Linked DNA regions of Homo sapiens: region 2 is linked to region 1. A link is an interaction called in ENCODE POLR2A ChIA-PET data of the cell type or tissue named here. Cell type or tissue: B cell. All regions are shown on one strand. Each heading gives the region's core, and the rest is flanking DNA. Links, peaks and the distances in the headings are about the cores only.

Region 1 (8,325 bases), core at 232-8,231:
ACCTGTAGTTCCAGCTACTCGGGAGGCTGAGGCAGGAGAATGGCGTGAACCTGGGAGGCGGAGCTTGCAGTGAGCCGAGATCGCACCACTGCACTCCAGCCTGGGCACACAGAAAGACTCTGTCTCTAAAAAAAAAAAAAAAAAAAAAAAAAAAAAGAGTGCACTCTCTGGTGACCATCAGGGGTTGTTTGAATCCTGGCTCCACCACTCACAGGCTGTGTGACCTTCCACAAAGCTCTTAGCCTCTTTGGGACTCAGTTTCCTCGTCTGTAAAATGAGGATCATAATAATGGTACCCATCTTGCAGGAGCGTGAATCCCTATGAAGTGTTCGTGATTGTTAGCCATTAATTTGATGACAGCAGTGGGCACCCCCCGGTCTCACTCAGCCCTGGGACCAATACTGAGCCACAGGCCAGCGCCTGAGTGGCAGATCGCCTGCCCCCCAGGCCTCCCCACCATGGCACTGCCTCCTGTTCCACAAGGGAAGTTCTCACCCTCCCCATCCCACTGCAGTCCACACTCTGAGCGCAGGGCCTGGACTTCGGTCCCCATTAGGGCACTCCGCAGTGCCCTTCTCCCTTTTTCTGGGCAGGGCTCCCAGGGCCTTTTCAGCATGGCAGGCAGATTGGGAAATAAAACCTCAGCATCAGCCACTTGCTTTCAGCTCTGGTCCACACTCCAAACCCTACCTCTTGGGGAGTGGGCCAGTCCCACGTCCAAGGACCCCAAAGGGAATCCCACCCATAATGCGTGATTTCTGTCCAGAAGAAAGAGCAGCAGACCATCACCCTTGGTCAGCCAGAGCAGCGGATGCTCAAGAAAGGAATAAGTGAGGTAGCTGGTACCCCAAAGCCGCCAGCCTGAGGGAGGCGGGGCAGACTCCACCTGTGGGACAGGATGGGGTAGAATGCCTGAAGGGTTTTGCGGAATAAAGAGGAGTTCTCAGGCCAGGCACGGTGGCTCACGCCTGTGATCCCAGCACTTTAGGAAGCCAAGGCAGGCAGATCAACTGAGGTCAGGAGTTCAAGGCCAGCCTGGCCAACATGGTGAAACCTCATCTATACAAATACAAAAAATTTGCCGGGTGTGGTGGCGCATGCCTGTAATCCCAGCTACTCGGGAGGCTGAGGCAGGAGAATTGCTTGAACCCAGGAAGCGCGGGTTGTGTAAACCCCCGAGGGGTTCGCCTTGCCTGCTGCCTAGACAGAGCCAATTCACGCAGAGCCGGCTGTGCAGGAGACTGCAGTTTTATTCTTACTCAAATCAGACTCCCTGAGCATTCTCAGGGAGCTGAGTTTTTAAGGATAACTTGGTGGGTGGTGGGAAGCCAGTGAGCCAGCGGTGCTGATTGGTCAAGGATGAAATCAGAGGGAATCAAAGCTGTCATCTTGCACTGAGTCAGTTCCTGGGTGGGGGCCACAAGATCAGATGAGCCAGTTGATTGATCTGGTGGTGCCAGCTGATCCATCAAGGGCAGGGTCTGCAAATATCTCAAGCGCTGACCTTAGGAGCAGTTTAGGGAGGGTCCGAATCTTATAGCCTCCAGCTGCATAACTCCTAAACCATAATTTCTTTTTTGTTTGTTTGTTTGTTTTGTTTTTTTGAGACAGAGTTTTGCTCTTGTTGCCCCAGGCTGGAATGCAATGGCGTGATCTCAGCTCACCACAACCTCCGCCTCCCGGGTTCAAGCGATTCTCCTACCTCAGCCTCCCGAGTAGCTGGGATTACAGGCATGTGCTACCACACCCAGCTAATTTTGCATTTTTTAGTAGAGACGGTGTTTCACCATGTTGGCCAGGGTGATCTCGAACTCCCGACCTCAGGTGGTCCGCCCGCCTCGGCCTCCCAAAGTGCTGGGATTACAGGCGTGAGCCACCATGCCCGGCCCTAAACCATAATTTCTAATCTTGTGGCTAATGTTAGTCCTACAAAGGCAATCTAGTCCCCAGGCAACAGGGAAGTCTGCTTTGGGAAAGGGCTGTTACCATCTTTGTTTATAAACTAAGTTTCTCCCAAAGTTAGTTCAGCCTATGCCCAGAAATGAACAAGGACGGTTTAGAGATTAGAAGCAAGGGCCAGATGAGGTGGCTCATGCCTGTAATCCCAGCACTTTGGGAGGCCGAGATGGGCTGATCACAAGATCAGGAGATTGAGACCATCCTGGCTAACACAGTGAAACCCTGTCTCTATTAAAAATACAAAAAAAATTAGCCAGGTGAGGTGGTGGGCGCCTGTATTCCCAAATACTCGGGAGGCTGAGGCAGGAGAATGGCGTGAACCCAGCAGGCGGAGCTTGCAGTGAGCCGAGATCGCACCACTGCACTCCAGCCTGGGCGACAGAGCGAGACTCTGTCTCAAAAAAAAAAAAAAAAAAAGAGAGAGATTAGAAGCAAGATGGTTGGTGAAGTTAGATCTCTTTCACTGTCTCAGTCATAGTTTTGCAAAGGTGGTTTCCGTTGCAGTAAGCCGAGATCGCGTCACTGCACTCCAGCCTGTACAACAGAGCAAGACTCTGTCTCCAAAAAAAAAAAAAAAAGAGTTCTCTCAGTGGTCCATGGAGGAGGGTTTTGTGTTAGAGAAAATGGGCATGAAGGTGGGCTCAGCCCCAAGACATTGCCCAGCCACACACCTCCTGCCTACCACATCCCAGGGGACCAGTCTCCTGCTGCCGTCTGGAAGACTCACTCCTTCTCCGGTGAGAGATGCCCTTCCTTCCCTCTCCTTCATAGGTGCCAGACATTGATCCTGAGAATTGTGATTATGAGTATTGTTCAATTCTACATTCAGGGCTGCTGCTCATTCATTCATTCCTCATACATTACTTGATCCCATACTGAGTGTTGGATCTTGTTCAGGGTGCTGGGAATACAGTAGGAAGATAGGCAAAGTCCTTCCCCTCAATTTGCTGACATCCTGGTGGAGGCCGACACAAACCAAATACACCAATAAGCACCTGATGCAACATCAGGCGGCGCTGGAGAACACAGGCCGGGTGGTGGCTCACACCTGTAATCCCAGAGTTTTGGGAGGCTGAGGCAGGAGGATTTTTTGAGGCCAGGAGTTTGGAACCAGCCTGGACAACATAGGAGACCTCCATCTCTACAAAAATAAAAATTAGCTAGGCATGGTGGTACGTGCCTGTAGTCCCAGCTACTTGGGAGGCTGAGGCGGGAGGACTGAGCCCCAGAGTGTGAGGCGGTAGTGAGCTAGGACCGTGCCACTGCACTCCAGCCTGGGCAACTGAGCAAGACCCTGTCTCCCAAAAAAAGAACAATGCAGTCAGGACAAGTAAGACCAAAGAGTGGCTGGGTGAGGAATGGTCCAGGAGAGCCCTAGGAGGAGGTGATGTCTGACCAGAGACCTGAATCGAGTGGGGAAAGGAGCCTTTTTGGGATCTGAGGAAAGAGCTTCCAGATGGAGAGAACAGGATGTGCCCAGGCCTCGGGGTGGGAAGGAAGGTGGGTGGGATCTAGATGATCCTTCTAGCCCCAGGGTTTATAGAGCACTAGGAAAAGCAAGGGCTTTGGACCCAAGCCGATGGGGATTGCATCCGGCTGGATGACCTCAGGCAGGCACCGCACCTCTCTGTGCCTGTTTCCTCAATGGGGTGTGGCAATGGGAATGAGATGGGAGACAAGCCCGAGGTCACCCTCAGACACACAGTGGGGGCCTCTTTTAGCCAGAGACAAGGCTCCTGTGACCTCTGCTCTTCCCCCGCTTCGTCCTCCATCCATCTCTTTCTGGGAAAGGGAGGGTGCCATCGGTCAGCCAGGGCAGTGGATGCTCAAGGAAAGAATAAGGGAAGTAGCCGGTGCCCCAGAGCCGCTGGCCTAAGGGAACGGGGGTACATTCCACCTGTGGAACGGGATGGGGTGGGTCTGGAGAGGCCAGTCTGGGCTCCTTGTCACAGGCGCTGGCTAGAGAAAGAGAGAGGCCTGTGAATGGATCTCCAGGCCTTCGAGGGAGATGGTGGAGAAAAGAAGGCAAGGTGCAAGGGACTCACTGGCCATGGCCCCCTTTCAAATTGTAATAAGAAAGCTCAGCAGAATGCACAGGTGTTTACCCTGAAAAATGGGACTCCTGGGTCTTCCACTCGCTCCATAAACACTGCTATTTTCTGGATGGGCACGGTGGCTCACAACTGTAATCCCAGCACTCTGGGAGGCTAAGGCAGGAGGATTGCTTGAGCCCGGGAGTTCAAGAGCAGCCTGGCCAACATGGTGAAACCCTATCTCTACTAAAAATACAAAAAAAATAGCAGGGTATGGTAGCAGGCACCTGTAATCCCAGCGAATTGGGAGGCTGAGGCAGGAGAATTGCTTGAACACGGGAGGCAGAAGTTGCAGTGAGCCGAGATCGCGCCATTGCACTATAGGCTGGGAGACAGAGCGAGACTCCATCTCAAAACAAAACAAAAAACACACCAGCCTGGGCGACAGAGCAAGAGACCCCATCTCTACAAAAAGTAAAAGAAAAATTAGCCAGGCGTGGTGGTGTGTGTCTGTAGTCCCAGCTACTTGGGAGGCTGAGGCAGGAGGATCCCTTGAGCCTAGGAGGTCGAGCCTGTAGTGAGCCATGATCATGGCACTACATTCTAGCCCGGTAGTGACAGACCTTGCCTCAAAAAAAAAAAAAAAAACCACCCCAACACCTGCTGTTGTTTTCTTTACATTGTTAACCAAGAGCATGAAATTTAGGCCGGGCATGGTGTCTCACGCCTGTAATCCCAGCACTTTGGGAGGCCGAGGCGGGCGGATCACGAGGTCGGGAAATCGAGACCATCCTGGCTAACATGGTGAAACCCCGTCTCTACTAAACATACAAAAAATTAGCCGGGCGTGGTAGTATAAGCCTGTAGTCCCAGCTACTGGGGTGAATTTCTTGAACCTGGGAGGGCGGAGGTTGCAGTGGGCCGAGATCGCGCCACTGCACTCCAGCCTGGGTGACAAAAACTCCGTCTCAAAAAAAAAAAAAAAAAAAAAAAAAGAGCATTAACTTTGATAACTTAAAAAGAGTCACGTGAACATATCCACTGTCCGTGTAGATTCTACATTTATTTGTTGGGGGCGGTAATGGGGCCCCTTGGAGGTGTGCGTTCCGTCGGGGGCCGGGAAGGCGGGGCCTCACCCAATCCTGGAGACTCCTGCGGATGCCATTATGAGGAGCAAGAACGCGAAGGGGCCTCGGGTCCGCTGTAAGGCTGCACCCGCACCTGCGGCGCCTCTGCGGCGGCCGCCGTCGGCCCTGCCCCGCCCCGCCCCCTTCTTCCGGAGGAGCTGCGGTGGGGGCGCTCCACCGGGTCCTAGGAAAGGGGCTCTCTCTGGCCCCGTCCCCGGCGGCCCCGCTCCCGGCCCCCCGGCGCCGCTCAGCCTCCCGCCCAGCCCCTCCGCGCGTGACCTCGGCCCCGCCCCCGCGAGCCCCTGCCCCGCCCCCGCTCCGGGTCCCTCTGTCACTTCCTGAATCCTGCTTCCTGCTTCCCAGAGGCCGGGATCCGGAGCCGCCCGAAGCCGGTGCCGCAGCCCCCTGCGCCCCCGGTGCCCCCGGTGAGCGCGGCAGGGCCGGGGCTAGGGGCGCGGGCTGGGGGCTGGGCGGGGCTGCAGGGGCCGGGCTGAGGGGGCTGAGGGGGGATCGCGGGTCCCAGGAGCCTTTCGCCTCCCCTCTACCCCACTCAGTCCCACTCCCCTTGGCCGCCCAGCCTCTCCTCTCCTGGGCGGAGGTCCCTGGAAGTTGGGCTCCTGGTTCACCCTGGACCCCGATTCGAGGCCGCTCTGGGTTGCTTCGCGGCCCACAGCTGCGTCCCGACCCCGTCCCTTCCTGGGGGCCATGCCGGGGCTCCCTGGACATTCCCTGGGACTCAGAACTGGGCACTCACTCGGCCCCACAGTAGAGAGACTTTTCCTGCTTCCTCTCTCCTTCTTCCCCATTACCTAGCCTCCAAATCTCTGGGAGCAGGAAGGAGGCTGCTCCCGACTGGCTGGGACCTACAGTAGAGCTGAGAGCTCTCCAACCCCGGCACCTCCCACCTCCTGCCCCCGACACACACCAGAGCCAGGGAGGGGCCCTGCGTCCTGCAAAGCCCCTCAGGACTCAGCAGTGGTCAGGGCCGGAGCATTTACCTCTCAGATCACTGCCTGCGGGGTGACAGGCGGCCAGGCTCTGCACCTGTGACCCCATTCTGTAACTGGGTAAACCGAGACCCAGGAGGGTTACGGTGGCCTGGCCCCCGGTTGCATCCTCCCGGCTCACCTTCAGCAGCCTGGGGAGGGCTGGAGTTGTTGGGATGGGCCGGACTGACCCAGGCCTCTCTGTCCCGCAGACATGTCCTTCCGCAAAGTGGTCCGGCAGAGCAAATTCCGGCATGTGTTCGGGCAGCCGGTCAAGAACGACCAGTGCTATGAGGACATTCGCGTGTCCCGTGTTACCTGGGACAGCACCTTCTGCGCCGTCAACCCCAAGTTCCTGGCGGTGATTGTGGAGGCCAGTGGAGGGGGTGCCTTTCTGGTGCTCCCCCTAAGCAAGGTGGGTCCTGTCAGGGTTGGGGGAAGAGGAGGCACCTCGGCCACCCCTACTGGGCCTTTCTGCACACCTTGAATCCCTCATCTTGCCGTTTCTCACACTGCTGGGCAGGTGTTATAACCCAGATTTATCGCCCCAAGTGTTAGCACAGATGGAAAGTAGCCTGTTGCCATAGAGGCAGGGTTAGAGGCAGCAAACATTTCCTGCTCACCTGGCAAGTGGGGCACAGTCACATCTGGGCCACCTGTGAGCCGGGACGTGCATGTCATTCCCACTCCATGGAGGGGAAGACCAAGGCTTCGGGAGGGATGGAGCCCACTGACTGCCCCCTCGTGCCCACAGACGGGCCGCATTGACAAGGCCTACCCGACGGTGTGTGGGCACACGGGACCTGTCCTGGACATCGACTGGTGTCCTCACAACGACGAAGTCATAGCCAGCGGCTCGGAGGACTGCACGGTCATGGTGAGGCACAGGACTGGCTGGGCCAGGGTCGTGGGTGTGGCCGAAGGGGGCCAGCAATAGGACCAGCAGAGGACTGAGCTCGGTGGCCCTGTCCCTACCACAGGTGTGGCAGATCCCAGAGAACGGGCTGACCTCCCCGCTGACAGAGCCGGTGGTGGTACTGGAGGGGCACACCAAGCGAGTGGGCATCATCGCCTGGCACCCCACGGCCCGAAACGTGCTGCTCAGTGCAGGTCTGCACCGCCCCCCGTTTTGTGCTCCCCCCCCCCACGGACCCCTCCATACATCCCAGCAGCCCCTCCAGGGCCCACATGACAAATGGGAAAGCTGAGGCCCTCAGAGTTGGAGAGACCCGTCTGTCCCAGGGTGGTGGGCAGAGTGGGCCTCAGCCTGGTGAGCTAATGGCCTCCTGCCACCCACCCGGCCCGAGCTGACAACCCTCACCTGCCAGGCTGCGACAACGTGGTACTCATCTGGAATGTGGGCACAGCGGAGGAGCTGTACCGCCTGGACAGCCTGCACCCTGACCTCATCTACAATGTCAGCTGGAACCACAATGGCAGCCTGTTTTGCTCAGCATGCAAGGACAAGAGCGTGCGCATCATCGACCCCCGTCGGGGCACCCTGGTGGCAGTACGTGGCTCTGGAGGGCAAGGATGGCTGTGGATAGGCCCAGGACCTTGAGCAGGGCGCTGCACTGACCAGCCTGTCCCCCCGACAGGAGCGGGAGAAGGCTCATGAGGGGGCCCGGCCCATGCGGGCCATCTTCCTGGCAGATGGCAAGGTGTTCACCACAGGCTTCAGCCGAATGAGCGAGCGGCAGCTGGCGCTCTGGGACCCAGTGAGTGGCCAGCCTGAGGGGGCAAACTTGAGACTTGGGCCCCACCCTGGGCCAGGCAGGCAGGGTTCACCCTGGGGAGGCCTGTGGTTCCTAGCTTCTCTGCCTGGAACTTGAGGCTCTCAGGGCCTAGGACTCTGTCAGACTTTCCTCTCCTGCCCCCTGCTCGCCCGACTGCCCCACCACTCCCCCATGGCCTCCCACTGCCTCTGTGTCTTTGCCCATGTTGTTCATGCCAACGGAAGGGCCCTTCTCTCCCTTGCTTGCCTGTACCACCCACTGCCTGCACAGGGCTCCCCGCTCCTCCAGAAAGCCTCCTCCTCCAGCAAGCCTCCTGGCCCCAGCCCTCTCTGCTTCTGCATAGTGACCTCCAGGGCACCTTGAGCAGGGGCTGGTGCCGCTGGCACCCCAGCTCCCCACAGTGAGGTATGTTTCAGCACTTGCTTAGTGGCCTGGGCATAGTCTTAAGGCCTGGAGGAGGCTGGAAAAGAGGGACCCTGGGAA
Region 2 (8,325 bases), core at 261-8,260, 120 kb before region 1:
AAAATATTTTTTTTTTTGAGACGGAGTCTTACTCTGTCACCCAGGATAGAGTGCAGTGGTGCGATCTTGGCTCACTGCAACCTCCACCTCCCGGGTTCAAGTGATTCTCCTGCCTCAGCTTGCCTGTAATTCCTGAGTAGCTGGGATTACAGGCATGCACCACCATGCCCAGCTAATTTTTGTGGAGACCAGGTTTCACCATGTTGGTCAGGCTGGTCTTGAACTCCTGACCTCAAGTGATCCACCTGCCTCGTCCTCCCAAAGTTCTGGGATTACAGGCGTGAGCCACTATGCCTGGCCTCTAAGAAAATTTTTTTAAAAAGTTATTAATTTAGCCAAAATGATAACTCAAAGATTTCAAAAAGCAAAAAACTTTACTCTTGGATTAGAGAGGAGACTCAGTTTCCTAAACAATTTAAATACCCAATAAAGATAGCCTGAGGCAAACTCTCCCACTCATTTTTTTTTTTTTTTGCAGTTTATTCAAAAGGTAAACAAATCTTTCACTATCTCTTTTTTTTTTTTTTTGAGATGGATTCTTGCTCTGTCAGCCAAGATAGAGTGCAGTGGTGTGATCCCGGCTCACTGCAACATCCGCCTCCCAGGTTCAAGAGATTCTCCTGCCTCAGCCTCCCGAGTAACTGGGATTACAGGTACCCGCCACCACGCCCGGCTAATTTTTGTATTTTTAGTAGAGATGGGGTTTCACCATGTTAGTCATGCTGGTCTCGAGCTCCTGACCTCGTGATCCGCCAGCCTCGGCCTCCCTAAGTGCTGGGATTATAGGCATGAGCCACCGCGCCCGGCCTAGTATCTCTTATTAATACAACGCTAAATTCTTGTTCAAAGGAGAAAACCAAATTTTACCTTATACTAATGTATTATCAATATGAAAGCCAATTTTAATAAAATATTACAAACAAATTCAACCAATCTCAGTCAGCTTTGACCACACAAGGTAAGATTTCCATAAATCTTTCTTTACCTCTTGGGATTTTCTATTAAAGAGCAGGTCACTGCTGAGCGAAAACCCTGTTGTTCCGACACAGGCTCAGCCTCTGGCCTTGCATCAGTGCTTTTGATATTAATGCTCGCTTTTTAGAAAAACTTATAAATAATTCCCTTCCAATTTTAACCAACTTGATCACACACAAAATTTCTCTCATGAGATTAATCTCCTGTAAATCTACGACTTGCTTAAACCTTCAGTTTTATCCTATACTCCCTTTTTTATGTTAGCATTCAATCTTAGAACAAAAATTTACCTTACTTTCCCCCTTGTCAGTTTTTGGTTTTTCTGTTTGAGATGGAGTCTCGCTGTGTCTCCCAGGCTGGAGTGCAGTGGCACAATCTCGGCTCACGGCAACCTCCACCTCCTGGGTTCAAGCGATTCTCATGCCTCCACCTCCTGAGTAGCTGGGATTACAGGTGTGTGCCACCATGCCCAGCTCATTTTTGTATTTTTAGTAGAGACAGTGTTTCACCATGTTTGCCAGGCTGGTCTCGAACTCCTGACCTCAAGTGACCCACTCGCTTTGGCCTCCCAAAGTGCTGGGATTACAAGCGTGAGCCACCATGCTCGACCTATTTTCCCCCTTGTCAGTTTAACCACACAGAGTTTTCTCATGCAAAAGAAAAGCATATTCCCTCTTTTCAACTTATTTACCAAAAACACATTTTTTTTTCTAGACCAGTTCTCACTCTGTCACCCAGGCTGGAGTGCAGTGACATGATCATAGCTCACTGCAGCCTCAAACTCCTGGGCTCAAGCAATCCTCCTGCCTCAGCCTTCCAACCAAAAACATGTCTTACTTTCTGTATACACTCTATAGATAGAATTGTTTCTGTTATAGTTAGTATTTTTACTTACATATATTAACTAAAATTTTAAGTCTTTTTTTTTTAATGGAGTCTCGCTTTGTCACCAGACTGGAGTGCAGTGGTGCAACCTCCATTCACTGCAACCTCTGCCTCCCAGGTTCAAGCAATTCCCCTGCCTCAGCCTCCCAAGTAGCTGGGACTACAGGCATGCGCCACCATGCCCGGCTAATTTTTTTGCGTATTTTAGTAGAGATGGGGTTTCACCATGTTGGCCAGGATGGTCTCGATCTCCTGACCTCGTGATCCACCCACCTCGGCCTCCCAAAGTGCTGGGATTACAGACGTGAGCCACTGCACCCTGCCAAATTTTAACTCTTAGTAATCCTAATTTGCAGTGAAAAACCTAGGAAGTATGTCATTTTAAACTGTTTCTTTCTGTTTGTTTGTTTTTGAGACGGAGTCTTGCTCTGTCGCCCAGGCTGGAGTGCAATGGCGTGATCTCAGCTCACCACAACCTCTGCCTCCCAGGTTCAAGCGATTCTCCTGACTCAGCCTCCTGACTAGCTGGGATTACAGGCGCCCACCACCATGCCTGGCTAATTTTTGTATGTTTTTAGTAGAGACGGGGTTTCACCATGTTGGCCAGGCTGGTCTCGAACTCCTGATCCGAGTGATCCACCCGCCTCGGCCTCCCAAAATGCTAGGATTACAGGTGTGAGCCACCGTGCCCGGCCTTAAACTGTTTTATACCGGTATTTGTAGATGAAAACCATTTCATAATATTTTTAGAAAAATGTTTTATTGGTTTTTTGTTTATTAACAGATCTAAATATATTTAGTTTTTCTATACCATATAAACAACTCAGACATTTTATGATGATGAATTACTTAATATGTCGTTAACATAACGGCATTAAGTTTCTGCAAAAGATGTTTGAAACTATGAAAAGTTCCTTTTTAAACTTTTACCCCATTGACATTTATTTAATTTATTCATTCTCAACAATTATGCTTGAATATTTCAATAAACAAAGCTCACCATCCTCCTAAGTTCTTTCTTTCTTAATCATTTTTATAGCCTTCAAATGTTAGGCAGTCATCACCTAAGAGCTCTGTTGAATGTTGGCATTCAACTTTCGAACATAAATTTACTTTACTTTCCCCCTTGTCAGTTTTTGGTTTTTTGTTTGAGAAGGAGTCTCGCTCCATCTCCCAGGCTGGAGTGCAGTGGCGCAATCTCAGCTTACATACATGGGTATTTTGCTGATCAGAAGACAGAGCTGGTTTTTTGGTTTGTTTTGTTTTTTGTTTTCTTATTCTCTCTGAGAGCTGTTTTTATTAAGCCAACTATCTTATTATAGCTGCAAATGGGTTCCAATCCACATTTCTGTCCAGCCACATTCCAGGATCTCACCTTTTTGAGACAGGATCTTTTTGTGTCATCCAGGCTGGAGTGCAGTGGCATGATCATGGCTCACTGAAGCCTCAGTCTCCTGGGCTCAAGCTATCCTCCTACCTCAGCCTCCTGAGTAACTGGAATTACAGGTGCACACCACTGTGCCTGGCTAATTTTTTTTTTTTTTTTTTGGTAGGGACACAATCTCGCTATGTTGCCCAGACTGGTCTTAAACTCCTGGGTTCAAGTGATCCTCTAGCCTCGGCCCCCTAAAGTCCTGGGTTTATAGGCATGAGCCACCATGCCCAGCCAAGCCAACAATATTGAACTAGTCTTATTTACCAAAAATGTACCCAAGTCATGTGAACTAAAAGATTTTTGAGTTAGTTTCTGTTTTCCTGATGAAACATTTGATTAAAACACTTTCTTTTACCGTAAGCTAATTAATTGGAGCTCTTTCATATATTTTGGCGGTGAAATATCACAAACACATGACATATAAAAATATATAGACGTGGTCGGGTGCGGTGGCTCATGCCTGTAATTCCAGCACTTTGCGAGGCCGAGGCGGGCTGATCACAAGGTCAGGAGTTCGAGACCAGCCTGGCCAATATGGTGAAACACCATCTCTACTAAAAATACAAAAATTAGCCAGGCGTGGTGGCACACATATGTAGTCCCAGCTACTCAGGAGGCTGAGGCAGAAGAATCAATTCAACCCGGGAGGCAGAGGTTGCAGTGAGCCGAGATCGCTCCAGCCTGGACGACAGAGTGAGACTCTGTCTCAAAAAGAAAAATCTATATATCTATATATAGATATAGAGGTGTAAAGACACACAGAAGAAGCAGAGTTTTTGATTTTGGTTTTGGGGTTTTTTGTTTTTTGTTTTCGGTTTTTTGTTTGTTTGTTTGTTTGTTTGTTTGTTTGTTTTTGAGATAGAGTCTTGCTCTGTCACCCAGGCTAGAGTGTAGTGGTGCAATCTTGGCTCACTGCAACCTCTGCCTCCCCAGGGTTCAAGTAATTCTCCTGCCTCAGCCTCCTGAGTAACTGGGATTACAGGCGTGCACCACCGTGCCTGGCTAATTGTTTTTTTTTGTTGTTGTTGTTGTTGTTTTGAGATGGAGGTTTGCTCTTATTGCCCAGGCTGGAGTGCAATGGCATGATCTTGCCTCACCGCAACCTCCACATCCCAGGTTCAAGTGATTCTCCTGCCTCAGCCTCCCAAGTATCTGGGATTACAGGCACCCACCATCATGCCTGGATAATTTTTGTATTTTTAGTAGAGACGGGGTTTCACCATGTTGGCCAGGCTGGTTTCGAACTCCTGACCTCAGATGATCCATCTGCCTTGGCCTCCCAAAATGCTGGGATCACAGGCATGAGCCACCGTGCCCGGTCTTAGCTTGTTTCTTGATCACATAACTGACTTCAGGGTGAAGCTTATTAAAGAGCTTCACCCTGAAGCAAAGAAAGCATTCTCCATGCCTGGACTCAGCATGGATAGCTCTGAAAAAGAAGAAAGGCTACTTTACCTGAAGGCCTATCATTTATGAACATTTAATTCACCTTAAAAAAAAAAAGTTCCTTTTCAAGTGACTCACCAAAACCAGTAACCCTTAACCAAGGTTATGACTTAGCCAAGAACACACAAGACATCTCCAAAGAAGTGCAAAGTGATCCTCACGAGATCCAGAACCACCCTAAAGACAGCTCAAAGAAGGAAAAGTCTCACTGTTACTGGAAAGGGGTCCCGATCGAGACCCAGGAGAGGGTTCTTGGATCTCACGCAGGAAATAATTCAGGGTGAGTCCATAGAGTAAAGTGAAAGCAAATTTGTTAAAAAAGTAAAGGAATAAAAGAATGGCTACTCCATAGACAGAGCAGCCCCGAGAGCTGCTAGTTGCCCATTTTTATGGTTATTTCTTGATGATATGCTAAACAAGGGGTGGATTATTCATGCCTCCTCTTTTTAGACCATATGGGGTAACTTCCTGACGTTGCCATGGCATTTATAAACTGTCACGGTGCTGATGGGAGTGTAGCAGTGAGGACGACCAGAGGTCACTCTCGCCGCCATCTTCGTTTTGGTGGGGTTTGGCCGGCTTCTTTACTGCAAACTGTTTTATCAGCAAGGTCTTTATGACCTGTATCTTGTGCCAACCTCCTATCTCATCCTGTGACTCAGAATTCCGTAACCGTCTGGGAATGCAGCCCAGTAGGTCATTCAAGATGGAATTGCTCTGGTTCAAATGCCTCTGACATCACAAGCTGCAAATGGAGCGTGACCCACATTTCTGTCCAGCCATATTCCAGGATGTCACCTTCTCAGCCGACCACCTATGCATAAAGGCTCAAAATCCCCATATGCCCCACAGATGGGAAAAAACAGGAAATCGGAAGCTGCCCATGGGAAGGACGAGGACCAATAACAAATGGCTACCCAAAAGGTGAAGAGTCACTCCAATAATTTAAAACAAACAAGACTGGTTCCCTGACCAGGAGTCCAACCCGGGCTGCCGCTGTGAATGCCCGGAATCATAGCCACCAGATCCCATTGCTTTGTGAGGCCTGCAGCAGAAGCAAAGCAGGCAGTTTGAACATGTAAAGGATTTTAACTTGTTTCAGATCTGATCTCAACTAGAACATGGCTTAGCCAATTCCCTGGAAGTTAACATTTCAAATACCTGGTAAGATTTACATCTCCAAGGGACTGTGAAGTCCAGCAGGGCTTTTAAAGGGTATTGTCCGATATTGGGTCAATAAATCATCAGTGTCATTCATTCATCCTTGTTTAGAGAAAAAAAAATGTTGGATCTGTATTTTATAATGTTAGTAAGTCATTCTCATTGTGAAGTGGTTCCATTTGTTTCCTTTGTTCCAAATTTAGACACATTCCCCCCTTTGGAGAGAAGGAAATGTGTGTATTGTGGAATTCCAAAAATCTCTGCCTGAGAGATGTATGGGAGCCGAGGGAACTAGCAGAGAGAGGTGAGTTCAGATCGCAGGGGAGAGGACGAAGGGGCAGCTGGAGGAGAAAGAGAAAAAGCCTCCGAAGTCTTTCTTAATTTAGAACTAGTTTCAAATATCCTTTTGTTTACCTCTTGAATGGAGGCAATTTTTTCTCTCAGAATGTCTTTTAGAAGCTTCTAGGTGCTATTGGAAGTAAGTCGCTCATTCCATTTGTTTAGTTCTTTTTTTTGGAGACAGAGTCTCGTGCTGGAGTACAGTGGTGTGATCTTGGCTCACTGCAACCTCTGCCTCGCGGGTTCAAGCAATTCTCCTGCCTCAGCTTCCTAAGTAGCTGGGATTACAGGCGACTGCCACCACGCCCGGCTAATTTTTGTATTTTTAGTAGAGATGGGGTTTTGCCATGTTGGCCAGGCTGGCCTCAAACTCCTGACCTTAAGTGATCCGCCCGCCTCTGCCTCCCAAAGTGCTGGGATTACAGGCGTGAGCCACCACGCCCGGCCCCATTTGTCTGCTCCTAAAACCAGCTTTTTCCAGTTGTGCATGCAGATGAACTCATGTAGGCATTTCAAAGTCCTCCATTTTGGCCATTATAAGCTGGGTCATCACAAGTTATGCATGACCAGTTTTCTAAATATTTGCATGAAGAGGCGCGCCACAGTGTTAAACACAAATCCAGCCTATGTTTTCATGTGGATCTTGCCTTCAGGAGGAACACTCAGTTTTAGACCATTGAACCGAGCCTCAGAACCTGGCCAGTTTGAAAGATTACAGATTTGACACTGAAGCCACAAAGATTTCACTTTCTCTTTTCGGAGAGAAACTATTTTCTCCCTGATCAAAATTTGAAATGAGAAAAAAGGTTGCAAATTCTAATGAGTAAGACAAACAAAATCTTAACCTCGGAGAAAACTGAAAATTATGAATATGTGATCAGCAGAGTCTCTAGAGAATAACAGATGAAACTCCCACCTCTCAGTAGAGTTTTGACTCCAACCCCACCGAGTAAAGAATATGTGTAGCTTGAAGCAAGTCTGAATTCACAACCAAACCTGGGAGGAATTCGGCCCTGAGAGGGGCCTTATTAGAAATCCTTGCTGGCTTGGGCAAAGTAAAGTGAGTAAGTTGCTCATGCTGGTACCAAGGCTCTGGTTGCTGGGGAAGCGGTGGGATCGCTGGAGGCTCCCTTCAGGTTCCATCTGGGGTGCAAAATGTCGACTTTAAATAACAAGATTCAGGCCAGCACAATGGCTCACGCCTGTAATCCCAGCACTTTGGGAGGCCAGGGCAGGTGGATCACAAGGTCAGAAGTTCAAGACCAGCCTGGCCAAGATGATGAAACCCCGTTTCTACTAAAAGTACAAAAATTAGCTAGGTGAGGTGGCAGGAGCCTGTAATCCCAGCTACTCGGGAGGCTGAGGCAGGAGAATCGCTTGAACCTGGGAGGCAGAGGTTGCAGTGAGCCGAGATTGCGCCATTGTACTCCAACGTGGGCAACAGAGTGAGACTGTCTCAAAAAAACAAACAAACAACAACAACAACAACAAAAACAAGATTCAGAAAATATTATTAAGTATAGAGTCTAAAGCCTGAGGGTGGCCGCCTGGGAGCACAGACTCAAGTTGCCCTAAATGTACACTCTGATTAGCAGCAGTTAGAAGCTGGTTTTTAAGGAAAAAGAAAAGAGGCAATCCCTAAGTTGTTTACCAGAATTTTTTTTTTTTAGAGGAGGTTTTCACTCTATTGCCCAGGCTGAAGTGCAGTAGCATTACATCGGCTCACTGCAACCTTCACCTCCCAAGCTCAAGCAATCCTTCCACTTCAGCCTCCCCAGTAGCTGGGACTACAGGCGTACAACACCACGCCTGGCTAATTTGTGTATTTTTTGTAGAGATGGGTTTTGCCATATTGGCCACGCTGGTCTTGAACTCCTGGACTCAAGTGATCCACCTGCCTCGGCCTCCCAAAGTGCTGGGATTACAGGCATGAGCCACCATACCCAGCCCCTTTACCAGGAATTGACATTAAAATAATAGGAGTTATTGCAAGCTACTTGGGAGGCTGAGGTGGGAGGATCACTTGAGGATCACAGGAGTTTGAGGCCAGCCTGGGCAACATAGTGAGACCCTATCTCAGTAAA

What was found. Peaks named below come from ENCODE experiments on the same cell type or tissue, not always from the same donor. Only the 100,000 strongest peaks of a DNase experiment are listed, where the experiment ranks them.
Region 2: POLR2A ChIA-PET joins it to region 1 with 12 read pairs; 4 of 35 experiments call an interaction of 5 or more read pairs at or near these places.

Annotation. Positions count from the first base shown.
Region 1 is chr11:67,440,624-67,448,948 of GRCh38, reverse strand. It overlaps CORO1B (coronin 1B), which reads left to right and starts at 5,473. Exons shown (of 11, transcript NM_020441.3): 1 at 5,473-5,545; 2 at 6,319-6,521; 3 at 6,861-6,983; 4 at 7,087-7,216; 5 at 7,435-7,616; 6 at 7,705-7,824. The coding sequence starts at 6,321. RefSeq lists enhancers at 2,688-2,767, 4,978-5,077, 4,738-5,577, 6,418-7,257, 7,457-7,536 and silencers at 5,208-5,467, 5,508-5,557. In B cell, for the core only: no CTCF peak of the experiment used is centred there; DNase peaks (open chromatin) are centred at 2,458, 4,638, 5,188, 6,708 and 3 weaker places; H3K4me3 peaks cover 2,420 bases; H3K27ac peaks cover 7,466 bases.
Region 2 is chr11:67,560,945-67,569,269 of GRCh38, reverse strand. No RefSeq gene overlaps it. Among named protein-coding and RNA genes, the nearest start is that of GSTP1, 19 kb to the left of the region's middle. RefSeq lists an enhancer at 5,087-6,286. In B cell, for the core only: no CTCF peak of the experiment used is centred there; a DNase peak (open chromatin) is centred at 6,869; H3K27me3 peaks cover 386 bases.